2 separate regions of the Homo sapiens genome follow, and region 2 is linked to region 1. A link is an interaction called in ENCODE POLR2A ChIA-PET data of the cell type or tissue named here. Cell type or tissue: A673. All regions are shown on one strand. Each heading gives the region's core, and the rest is flanking DNA. Links, peaks and the distances in the headings are about the cores only.

Evidence for each region. ChIA-PET counts read pairs that join two places held together with the same protein. Peaks named below come from ENCODE experiments on the same cell type or tissue, not always from the same donor. Only the 100,000 strongest peaks of a DNase experiment are listed, where the experiment ranks them.
Region 2: POLR2A ChIA-PET joins it to region 1 with 6 read pairs; 9 of 35 experiments call an interaction of 5 or more read pairs at or near these places.

What each region holds. Positions count from the first base shown.
Region 1 is chr10:62,194,386-62,200,885 of GRCh38, forward strand. It overlaps RTKN2 (rhotekin 2), which reads right to left. Exons shown (of 12, transcript NM_145307.4): 11 at 5,369-5,476; 12 at 1-4,058. The coding sequence ends at 3,523. Among named protein-coding and RNA genes, the nearest start is that of LINC02621, 62 kb to the right of the region's middle. In A673, for the core only: no CTCF peak of the experiment used is centred there; DNase peaks (open chromatin) are centred at 606, 1,246, 1,356, 2,056 and 1 weaker place; H3K4me3 peaks cover 485 bases; H3K27ac peaks cover 2,500 bases.
Region 2 is chr10:62,053,152-62,059,203 of GRCh38, forward strand. It overlaps ARID5B (AT-rich interaction domain 5B), which reads left to right. Exons shown (of 10, transcript NM_032199.3): 6 at 3,966-4,167. Among named protein-coding and RNA genes, the nearest start is that of ARID5B, 150 kb to the left of the region's middle. RefSeq lists an enhancer at 1,534-1,653. In A673, for the core only: no CTCF peak of the experiment used is centred there; a DNase peak (open chromatin) is centred at 2,330; H3K4me3 peaks cover 1,768 bases; H3K27ac peaks cover 2,461 bases.

The DNA.
Region 1 (6,500 bases), core at 1-2,500:
AAATGTCAACTTTACATTATAATTTAAGACTAACAGTGAAGATGGCTACTAGAATATAAATGGTCATCAGTTAAAGTTTAATTACTATTCAATAATTCACTCTTTAACAAGAAAATGAGTTTTGATAAATTCAGACCACAGGGACAGATATTTTTCTTGCAGAGCAGTTCTTGCTCATGGTGCAATGCAGTACTCTGTCCATGTAGTATAGTTGTGCCTCATTCGTGGTAACACAGGTGATTACATTCAAATGGCATTTAACATAAATTGCACCAAACTGCCCTATAATTTCATTTTGGACTGAATTAATTAACTTCTCAGTAGGGGGCTGAGGTGCTGAACATAAGCCTAAAGAAATACTTGACTGCTTAACCTACCTTACGTGAGGTATCTCTAATTCAAGACAGCTTCCATTTTTAATAAATAGTAGCAGGTAAAATGCATTTAGTAAGATCCCAAAGGGTAAAGATAAGGCATTTATAATAAATGGATTTAGTTTTCCACATATATTCACATCCATTTAAAAGAAGTCAGGGGGCACTGCAGACAGTTAAGGAGGATTTAACAAAACTCAGCAAGAGTTGGCACGCCTGATATTTTTGAAAGACTATTTACCTTAGGAGGTGTGCATTTAGAATTTTAAAAATGCCTTCTTTGCCCTTGCAAGATATTAAAATACAAAAGTTACCACTTAGTAGCAATTAAAAATAATACTATCTTAATGCTGACTACGTAATTTATATCCCAGAGCTTGAAATGTAAAGGTAATTGTCTAAGACATTATCTTTAGATCATCAGAATTATCATATCATAAAATATCTATTCTGTTTCCCCAATTATATTATCAAGAGCTGACAGCTAACTCTTTGTTTCAAGTTTATAGTCTTCATATATCAAGAAACAAATTAAAAGGACAAACAAGGAATGTGAAAGCTCATAAAAAGCTGAAGCAGCTTTCATATTACATGGCATATTTATTTGTCATAAACTTCTGGTTTAAGAAATGAGAAAACAAACAATTCTTTTGAAACACTCTTTGACACAGTGCTTAACTATTTTTAGATTTTTTTTTTAAACTGTAAAGGAAGGGAGGAAGGAGAGACAGAAGGAAAGTGGGAAAAGGGGATGAGACAGAGAGAGAGGACAGGGGGCCAGAGAAAGAAACAAAGACAAAAAGGAAGGAAGGAGGGAAGGAGGGAAGGAGAGACGGACAGAGGGAATGAAGGAAGGAAGGAAGGAAGGAAGGAAGGAAGGAAGGAAGGAAGGAAGGAAGGAAGGAAGGAAGGAAACCAACTCTGTATTATAACTACACTCCTTAGGTAAGGGGTAAATTAGCATTTCAGGAGCTGAAGACACCAGACCCATTTCAAAGACTTGTAACATACAGTAAGCTGGGCCCCCCAGAAAGAGACCGAATAATTTGGTGGGGAGGGGGTGGTGGTCCTTGCTCAGGCTTTTAAATGGTTCTAGGTAAAAAGGGCTTCAGTCCTGTTTCAAAGTTCTACTCTGAGGGCACAACTGCTAGGTAATTTCTGTATGAATACTTTCTTTTTCTTATACACCTTAAGTCCTTCCTGCTGTTATCTGCATGAGGAAAAATGACAAGAATATAATCTGGAAGTTTTAATACTGATTTGTAATAAAGGAAGGCATCAACTAGGAAAAAAAAAAGAATGCTTAGATGCCAGCTTCAAAACAATTTTCCCTGCAGCATCTTCTAGCTCAATAATTTAGTGGCAATGACAGTCACAAATGCTGTCAAAAACAGCAATGAAGTTTTAAAAAATAACCCAAAAATTCAAACAATAATATCCTTTAGATTTTTAATGTCATTTATTGAAATGGCAATCATAACAGAAACTTATGAGAGCCTTCTAGTTAGAAAAAATAAGTTTACTTTTTAAGGTTTCCATACATGTGATGATCTCTACATGCTATCAAGCAGGCATATAGTACTTTCTTCTCACCAAAAACTCTGTCTGTCCTGATGTTACCAGTCACAAGAAACCTTTTGTTATCATTACTCCCTCAAGATTCAATTCTTACTAGGAGTCCTGGGCAAACACAAAAGTGTCCTGGCAGTTACATCATTCTCTATAAATGGAAAAGACCCCGCTATCTGAAAATAATGAAAGGCTCCATTTAAATTAATGTGGTTTTTTGGTCAAGTGTTCATTTTGTTTTGTAATAATGTAGTTCTGATCCAAATAGAGTTCTTGCTAGCTTTAAAAAGATCTCAAGAGATTATACACAGGGCAGCAATTTAATTCTTAAATTTTTATTTCTTGCAATGACATTTAGGGTTCAGTGTGATTTGAGATTTTTAGTGCTGTTGCTGACACCTTATGGAAACTGTTTTATTTGGAAATTCTAATTAGATTTTTAAAACTGTTCTGCTCTTGTTTACAAAAAGCATTATTATAAAAAATGGATTTTTTGTTCCTTTAAGGTATTTTTCTGCTATTTATTCCTCACTTGACTTTATAATCCTGTTTGGGTCACTATGATTAGTTGCTATGGAAATTACCTCCTATGGAAATGATTCCAATGTCACTGTTGTAAGAATATGACATTTAATGAAAAATACCACTAGCAGACATCAACTCTTACTAGGAAAAGGAAATCTAATTAAAATTTTAAAAAAGAATTCTGAAAATTATTTACCATGGCCAACTTTTCTGATATTTTTGAATCTCTCATCTTCTTTTTAAATAAGTATTAAATGAATTTTAAGGTGTTGATCAGCTACTCACTTCCCTAAATTCCAAAGTCACAATGGAAATTAGCACCACACACAGAAAATTGAATGTAAAGAGCATTTCATCTACCATTTCTCTAAACTAGTAAGTGTTATGCTTCATTTATGAAAGTTAATGTCAACAGTATTTCAGGGCTCATCAAGGAAACAAGTTTGAATAGCACATTACAAATTCCCTTTAAAGATGAAGAATTTAATATTCTAAAATTTATCCCAGGAATTTAAAAGGTCAGGCCTATAAACTAGTGAGTTAAACAATAGATGAGAGCCAGTGAACCATTAGATGAGAATTCCAGAATGCTAAGAAAATTTTCTTGGGTGGATTCTATAATTTGTGGTTTGAATAAAACCTTTGAAACATTCCATTAGTATTAAAATTCTCACAATGAGAATATGGTTCATATTTAACACATTTTAAATTACTAGACAGTCTCTCCCCAAAAGAAATTTTAATGCTTTATTCTGCCTAGGGCTTATTCACTGCCTGGTACTAATTCAGGAATAAATTAACCCTTCCAACAATTAGGATATTGTCTAGAAACTGCCTCTTGCACACTGCTGGAGAAATCACTTACATTCTGCAAATCAGGAGTAAAAGAGAAATCCACTTCTTCATTATAAAATGTTTTTCTATACCTAATAGCTTATTAATTATTGGTATAAATCACTATATTTACCTATATAATTACACATTATTCTATAATGCCTCTGAATTAAGCTTCACAGTTATAGATTTTGTTAAATGTTTTATCATTAAGAGTTTTCTATACTTGTGCCTGCAGCCATGATCTAGGGTCCAGAATGTCTTTGATGGATTTCTGCCTTGGAGCTGGCACTGGCTTGGCTTCAAAATTGGTTTTAGTGTCTGTGTGCTCACCATCACTTAATCTATTTCTCCTGGCAGGCAGAAGTTTTCGAGGAGCAGCCATTGGTTTCTGTAAGTGATGCATTAGAGTTGATAGTTTGGTATCCAAAGACGATGTCTGAGATACACTTGTTTTTCCCCAGTTGTCCTTAACCAATTGATCTGTGTTACTCTGTGATTTTAAGCTGAATGGAAGTTTATCAGAAGGAGGAAGGGGAGCTTGTCTCTTTTTCCCTTTTTCATCATGTAATGGCTCACTTGCAGGATACAGTACCTTTTTCTGGATGACCATTTGATGGTTACCATCAAAGAGTGTGGCCCAAGGAGGTGGTAAGGATTCTTCATGCTGACCAATAAGGAACTGCCCATTTGTCTCTTCAATTTTTTTTTGTATTATATCCGTTAAACTTTCAAGTTTCATAGGTGAATCAATGCCTATAATAATTTTAAGAAAAAAAAACATGAAAAAATTCAAAAGCAGTATGTACTTTATCTAAATAAGTTCTTTTCCAAACTAGTATGCTATATACAATGGTCATCAAAGACTATGATAAGGAAAACGTTCACTTGTAAAAATAACCACACCATCAGAACTAAAAAGATCATGCGCTGCACTAATCATACATTATATATGTAAACATACACATAATACATAGTATATAAAACATATATAACATACATATAATTTACATAATACATACACATGTATAAATATATTCCTATATAAATTAGCAAAATCCATCTTTCAAAGAAGTGGAGTTATATGAGTTTTCTAAAAAATTCTATAGATTAAGTATTTATGAGATAACATTTCCTGGATTTAAAACCTTATTCTGACTGCTAGGTAAGAGATTTCCTTTTTTACAAAAGCTAGATATATATTAGGATGACTGCATTTGGATGAGTATTCTTTCCTGTAGACCAGCAAAGTCTCTGTTAAAAGGGAAAATGCTTAAAACCAAAAACCCAGGAAAACAGAGTAAAGCCCTCATACCACTTTGGTAATAAGGGTGGTGGGTGAAACTTTCCTTGGCAAAAATAAAAGAACAGAGATAAATCTCTATTAAATAAATTACTGGTATTTTAAAATGTGTGAACCCAAATGTATCATTTTTAACCTGACATTTTAAAGTGAATGTAAGTACAGGTACATTAGTGGCAAATTAAACAGAATTTAGACTGACTTGCACTTGTTCACAACATTATTTACTGAGGCAACAGCACAAAAATAAACACCCTTCAAGGTGTGGGAAATTGAATATTAGTGGGTCTAGAAATTTAAAATTTTCCAAAGTATTAAACTTAACCAATTTCTTTTTTCTGGCTAGAGATGAAAGCTTCCATTCATTAGTATGCATCTATCAACACTACTTGGAAACAAATTTAATAAAATACAGAAAAAAAATTACTGAACATGATTACATTTTAGAATGTGCAAATGTTTATTTTCAGAATTTTCATCAGCTACTCAGCTAATATTTATTTTCAGTGCACCTTTACTCATTTTAAGCCTTAAATTTTTTGTCTGATCTTAAGCATTCAGACTATGAAAAAACGTGTATTCATTATTTTGTATTAATTCATCTATTAAACATGAGTTCCTTAGTCTATAATCAGTCTTTTTTCATTTATTTTGATTGTGCCCTGAAAATTTTAGCATTTTAATGTCAATAGAATAAGCTGCTTCAGTATGGACAATGTTGTTTTTGTTATCCTGCAGCTTAGAAAAGACAAACCCCACTTACTCATATCATGGTAGACTGAGGTTGCCTCTTTTGTCAAGAACAAAGGTGGTTTCCGTGGTGACATAATCTCAATTTTCATAAGTTCTTCACAACAGTGCTTCCATTGGCCTAAGACAGACAGAAAAAAGGTAGACTAGTTTAAAACATAAATGTGAAGATATATATTTCATTTTTAATAGATAGCAATACATTTTTGCTTTGAATAAAAATCAGTGAATTTATACATAAAGCACTGCGTTAAGGGAGGCTTGCAGAAAAACCTAATACTATCCATAATTTCAAAGTCCAGTTCTGAACATAAAAGTAATCTATTTAAAAAATAAAGTTTGGCCGGGCACGGTGGCTCATGCCTGTAATCCCAGCAAGTTGGAAGGCCTAGGTGGGCAGATCACCTGAGGTCAGGAGTCTTGACCAGCCTGGCCAACATGGGGAAACCCCTTCTCTACTAAAAATACAAAAATTAGCTGGGTATGGTGGCAGGTGGCTGTAGTCCCCGCTACTTGGGAGGCTGAGGCAGGAGGATCACTTGAACTTGGGAGGCAGAGGTTACAATGAGCCGAGATTGCACCACTGCACTCCAGACTGGGCAACAGAGAGAGACTCCGTCTCAAAAAAAAAAAAAAAAAAAAAAAAGAAAAAAGAAAAAGAAGTACTTCTATGCAAAGACATTAGGCTAAAATCTCTAGGCTATTAAATACTATCCTATTTCACTAAATGGTTAATAACTACTTTAAAATTTCTATTTATTGCAAAAGTTTGGGAAGGGTTTTCTTCTTTTGAATAGTAAACATTAAGTATTCAAGATGTTGAAAGGTTAAACAATCAACTGAAATATAGTTACCTAGAAGGAAATAGAAAAAAACATAAAGGAGTGAGGTTTTCAAAAATGGTTTTAACTATGAAAATTTTGATTAAGAAATAAAAATTATTTATTTAACAACTGTCCCTTTAAGATGATTATCATGCTTTTCAAAATCATTTAACTCTAGAAAAACACTGTATTTTCTTTTAGGTTTTAAAAGGTATATAAAAACCTATTATTATAAAGTCATATCACCCAATAAAATTCTGAGTCTAATTTGTTTTAGGAAGGACACATTAAATAAAGGCATTTGGAATAAGAAAAAAATAG
Region 2 (6,052 bases), core at 1,177-3,676, 140 kb before region 1:
GTGACCATCTAATCATCTGTTGAATTGAAAGCAGCATCTTAGAGGACAGTGAGCTGTTTGACTTTGTGACCAAGACCCATGTGACTGTTTCTTTTTAAAAGTGCCTCAAACAGACCATTTCTAACTAAGCACCAACTTCATGCAGCTCCACACAGCAAAGCTCTTAGAGTGGGACCCACTGGGTTTGTTGTGTTCATGACTGGAAAAATAAGTCAAGTGATTTGCCGGTCGCCATCAAAACGTTGCACTCCCTCAATGAGAACATGAAAACCAGCTTTGCAAGACCATGTTTTCCAACGGAGAGAGAATTACATGGCTCCCCAAAGACAGCAAGTGTCACGTGGGGAGGAAACTACCAGTTCTTTGAAGATCTCATGACTGTGTTCAGCCCAAATCCTGCCATTTTTTTCTGGAATAATCTTAAAGCAGTGAACCTGAGGCCCAGGCCTTTCATAGAGTGATCTATAACAGAAATCTTCATGGCATAGGACCCTAATAAAAGGCCTACATTGATAGAAGGCAAATTATTTTTAATATCCCGTATGCATTTTCTGAAGGGCAGAAGTGTATTACAGGTGGTTTATATTCTAAAAGGAACACAAAAAAGGAAACTGTGGTGGGAAGTGTGTTCATTTAAACCATAAACATACTTTCTATATTTCACAAATGTGATACTTTCATTATTTTCAATATTTTTCCTCTCATTTGGTCCTCAGAACTATTCCCAGGGATTATCATTTTTGCTTTACTAAGGTAGAAACTGAGGGTCACCTAGCAAGTTAGCAACCAAACCAAGATTAGAACTCTAGCTTTTTGTATTGCTGGTTCAGCACATCTTACTGCCCCAGTTGAAGGCTGGATTAGTTATAACTCAATCCCGTGGAAGGATGTGGTTAATATCAAATAGGTGGTGGATCATTGAAAACGTTAAATGTTGATTCTTTAATTAGCACCTCCTCAATCATTTTGGAAACCCCAAAGTACTTAGTGAACTCAACAGGTGTATGGTGTTCAGGTCAGGAAAAACAGATCTAGTAATTAACTGTCACCATCAAAAGGCTGGGCTTTCTTAGGTCAACATGAAGACTAGCTCCCATTTCCACTACCACCTGCACTGTAATAATTTAATAGATTGAAATGCTGAGAATGCTTTGGGTAAATGTAAAAACATACAGAAAGGAACTTGATTTAGTCCTACCCAGAATCAGAATAATACCCTAAAGAGCTCATTTATCTTAACTGAAAAAAAAAAATATCAAGCTAGAACAAGAAAAGAAGCTTCTGTTTACTTGTTCACTTCTTACTAAGTACCTGGCCTCCCCAGGAGCAGCATGCTGGCAAGCCCACTGAGATTCAGGACAGAGTTCAGTAGGCAGCAGCCTGGCTTCATTTGGAGCCTTTGCTATGTAGCAGGGAGTCTGGGTTACTTTGGACCTGGTTCATGCACCCCTCTGTGTCTTCTTTCTGTTTCTGAGTGTTTCTACACAGATGAGGAAGAGGGTTAAGCAGCTCTCTACACACCAAGGAGCTCAAACCTTATTCTCCTTTTAACAGTGGTTCTTCTGACCTAATAATATAGGTAGTTGGCCCATTATCACTGCAAATTTAAGACTCAGTCAGTTTTGTACACAAACCTGAGAGATCTACTCCTTTATGTTATAAAATTGGGGTTTGGAGTGGGGCAGACCTGAGTTCTAAACCCAGAGGTCTGCCCCTTCCAAACCATACATGACCTCACTAAGCTCTAGTTTCCTCAACTGTAAAATGTGGCTAAATATCTCCCTTTTACAATTCTCAGGAACATGAAGGTAGAGTATGTGAAGCCCACAGCACTGTATCTAGCTCATTGTAGGTGCTCAATTGAAAACTGATTTCCTTCCCCTTTGCTCAATATACAATAGGAGGAATGGAGCTCCTTGACACATTGGAAACCCCCTAGATTTGTCTTTTGCTTTTCATTTGATAAATCACATTTCTAAGTGGTAGGTTTCGTAATGCCTGGTAATAAGATAGGCTTTTTAATTAGAAGTTTGTTTTCATTACCAATTTAATATTTGTATTAAGAGTGTCAGAAAAGTATAACATTTAAAACCATAAGCCCTAAAGTAAGGCTGCCTGGGCTTAAATTCCAGATTCCCCACTTACTAACTAGGGCATGATCTTGTGATGTTGTACATGCTGCTCATCCTGTCTACCTCCGTTTCCTCATTTCTAATACGAAAATAATAACTACCTCATTCGGGTTTTAAGTTTGAAATAACACATAAACAGCGTTGAGAATGGAGCCTGGCTGCCCAGGAAACACTCAGGAAGGGGTGGGAGGCAATACAAATTAAAACTGGAGTGATGTTATGATTTCAAGAAGCCATTAAATTATAGATTTCATCAGAACTTTAGATCCAACAGCCTAAAATTTGGCAGTGAAAAATGATGACAACATAAAGTTTCACGGGATGTTCGCCTTCATATAATGTTAGAGAGTACAAAATCTACATGGGAAAATTGTTTTAGTCCCATTTCCATAGCCCCTTAAAAGTTAAAATCCTACCTAGAAGCCCCATTGAATCAGTTTCAGAGGAAGTTTTATCTTTGCAGGACCAGTCGAAAGATATTAAACTGTATGTGTTCACTTGAGAGAATAAGCAATGAAGAACTCCTGCAGAGAATGTACTTTCCTTTACTAAATAAGCATAGTCTTTTATGTTCTTAATGCTTAGGAAGGAGGAGCTGCAGGGAAAGAAAAAGGTTCGAAATCCTGTAATGGACAGCATTGTAGAATATGTGGGACATTTTTATTCGTAACATTTCCCCAGCACTTGCCCTCTTCTCTCCCGATGTCAGTTACGGAGATGTAAAGAATATTGGAATGTACACATTCCCCATGGGCACACTTGAACTCAGAGTCTGACCCTTTGTACTTCCCCCTTTTACAATTAAAATAGCTCAGCAACTTAGTGTTATATTTAACGACCATCAAAGTCCTCTTGTAGAACATGGCAGTGAGGAGGGAAAGTTAGGTTAGCCGCTCGATATGCCAAGTTCCCTGTCTGCCTACAGTGTGGAAGGAAGAACATCTGGAGACTTTACCGCCTTTTATTTTTTAATTATGGAGCTTTATACTCACTCTTCTTGGGTTTTTAGCTGACCTCTACTCTTTCTTTTGTGGCAAGTTAACATCTTATTCTTAGAGCTGACTGATAAAGCAAGAAGCCCTCATTAAACAGTGAGATCTTTTGTTTCCTACTGAGGGTGTACCCCCGCATCACTCTTGGGTGGCAAACAGCAGAGGCCTTGCTGGTATTGCTGATGCCAGCATCTGCTGGTATTGACTTGTTTTTCAAGGTTGCTGGAGAGAATAGCAACAAGAGTGGTTTACTACAAAGAAATAGACTTGCCTTTCATTTTGATACAAAGTATAAAATATGGTTCTATTTGTTAAGGAGGCAGGGTTTGTTCAAGGACATTAACTGATGCTTCTCCTTAAGAAAATAAAATGTATTGATATAGAGAGACAAAAGAATGTTTCTACCAGATGCAAAGGCTATCTCTCATTTCACATCAACATACTTGTCAGGAGTCTAAAAGAAGCTGGCATAGTTTGGCAAACTATGACCCACTGGCTGGCAATTTCTGTCAATAAAGTTTTATTGGAACACAGCCACACCCATTTGTTAACATATTGCTGATGCCTGCTGTCCTACTAGTGTTGAATAGTTGCAACAGAGACTGTATGACCCAGAAGCCTACAATATTTACGATGTGGCCCTTTACAGAAATTTGACATCCCCTGGCCTCAGACAATTCATCTTCAGTGATGCCTCTGAAAAGCTATTAAAAGCAGGGATAATTTACCGGTTCACCCTTAGCACTCACTGAAAAGTGTTGCTGGCTCTGTCACTAGCTATGTCTTGGTAAGCATCCTGGGGCTGTGCCTCGTCTGATGTGGTATATTTTCCCTTTTCCAGGTGAAATGTGAGGCCAGGTCAGCCTTGACCAAGCCGAAGAATAACCATAACTGTAAAAAAGTCTCAAATGAAGAAAAACCAAAGGTTGCCATTGGTGAAGAGTGCAGGGCAGATGAACAAGCCTTCTTGGTGGCACTTTATAAATACATGAAAGAAAGGAAAACGCCGATAGAACGAATACCCTATTTAGGTTTTAAACAGAGTGAGTATACTTGTTTTCGTTTCTGAATTATCAGAGCTGCTCAGATTCTTTGAATTGGAAAAAATAATTTTGACTCAGGATTATGTTGAAATCCTAATCTGGGGATAGTGCTCTCTGTTTATACTAAATCCATAAATGTTCCAGGCCAAGAATTTTTTCCCTGCCTTTTTCCGCTACATTGTTCCCTTCTGGGACAGTTGCAGTGAGATATTTATAGGCTTGAATCCACTGATTATGACTGGAAATAGACATGTTGAAAGTTTCTCATTTGCTGTTTTGTCAATCTTGAGTGTCTGTGACGCCTTTCTTGTGAGATAATAATATGACGTAGCTTTATCAGGCACAGATGTTGCCTGTGAAAAAAACAGCTTTTAAAAGGAGGACATTTAAAGATGGACAAAACAACCACAAAGGGAAAACACATTTCCTAAGCCCCAAATGTGTTAAAATATAACAAAAATCCAACTTCAGAGAAAACAAGAAATACACAAATTGGAACAGAGGGCCTAATTTTGAATTACTTTGACATGTACATTTAAATATAAGTGTCATTGTATATTTGCAAGGAGAACAGGAAACTCATAGCCAAACAGAATTCCAAATCAAAAGAGAAGAAATCCAGATCCTGCCTTGATTTTGCAACCGAATATATATTTTGCCTCTGTCTGGATTTAGTGGTGCACAAAGCGATGAGCCTCTGGCTTGAAATAGTATTTTCTCCAAATGTATCTTCGTAGATTAAAACCATGTGTCATTTTGATGAAGAATGTCAAAACTGTGTGTTTTACATAACAATTTACATACCTAATAGCAATTGGCACTGATTGCAGGAGAACACTCGCAGCCATTATAAACTTATATAACTACGAATGATTACAATGTTTGTCTGAAAACTGGTTGCTTGAAATAGAAGTAAAATTAATGTATTATGAACAGCTTTGTTGCATTATGCATTGGTTCAGATTAAATCAAGGCCGAGGCAGGGCTCTTGATAGCTCTGAAGTAGTGCAAGGTTCAATGAGGCTTTGCGAACATGTTGTGTCAAAGAGCCTTTAAAAATAAAAATCATTTTATTCTTCATTTCCCTTACCAAGGAATCACTTGAAGTTCAATTTTCCCCTCATGTAAAAAAATCAAATCCATAGCAGTCCCATTCCATGGTGTTTGGTATAAATGAACAGGGTTGCTAGCAATTTGGTATAGTTGTTTAACAGCATAAACATATACAAACTCTGCAAAGAGAAATCTGTTTGAAAAAAATATATTTGCAACATCACACAGGCCAGTTAGGGGACTAAGTGGGTTCATGATTCAATTCCTCTCTGAATGAATGTCTTCCTTCCCTTTTATCTGTTGTATCACTGTGGCCTCCACGTGAAATATTTGTTTTCCTACTCACTGCCAGCCACCACATGTTGGTGAAATACTGTATGAACCTTTAATATAGTGCTGCCATCAGACATTCTATTAAGAAGGTAATCGTATATTAAAGTGGCTGTTATTTATTGATTATGGAGAGTTCTTATATGAGAGAAGCTCTATATATTACTGTTTAATCAATGGCGTCTAAGGGTCGAACAAGACCAACCCCAGTTTTGAGAGCCCATGCTTTTTCCCAAAGACATCTAATTTAGCTTCTCTTGCTCTGCTGATGACAGTAGGACTAAAACTCTTGCCTTTATCCTAAAAGTAGAACCATTTTTGTAGCTTTATGACTGTTTCTTAAGAAATGTTTTAAGTGGTAATAATAGATTCTGTTGTCAAATGCCCTTTGGGCAAATTGTTTCCTAAGAACTTAGCTCTCTGGGGTACTTTAGTATTTCTTTTTTTCTCTTTCTCGTTGAAAAAAAAAATGTTTTAATTGACATTTCTTGGAAGTATGTTA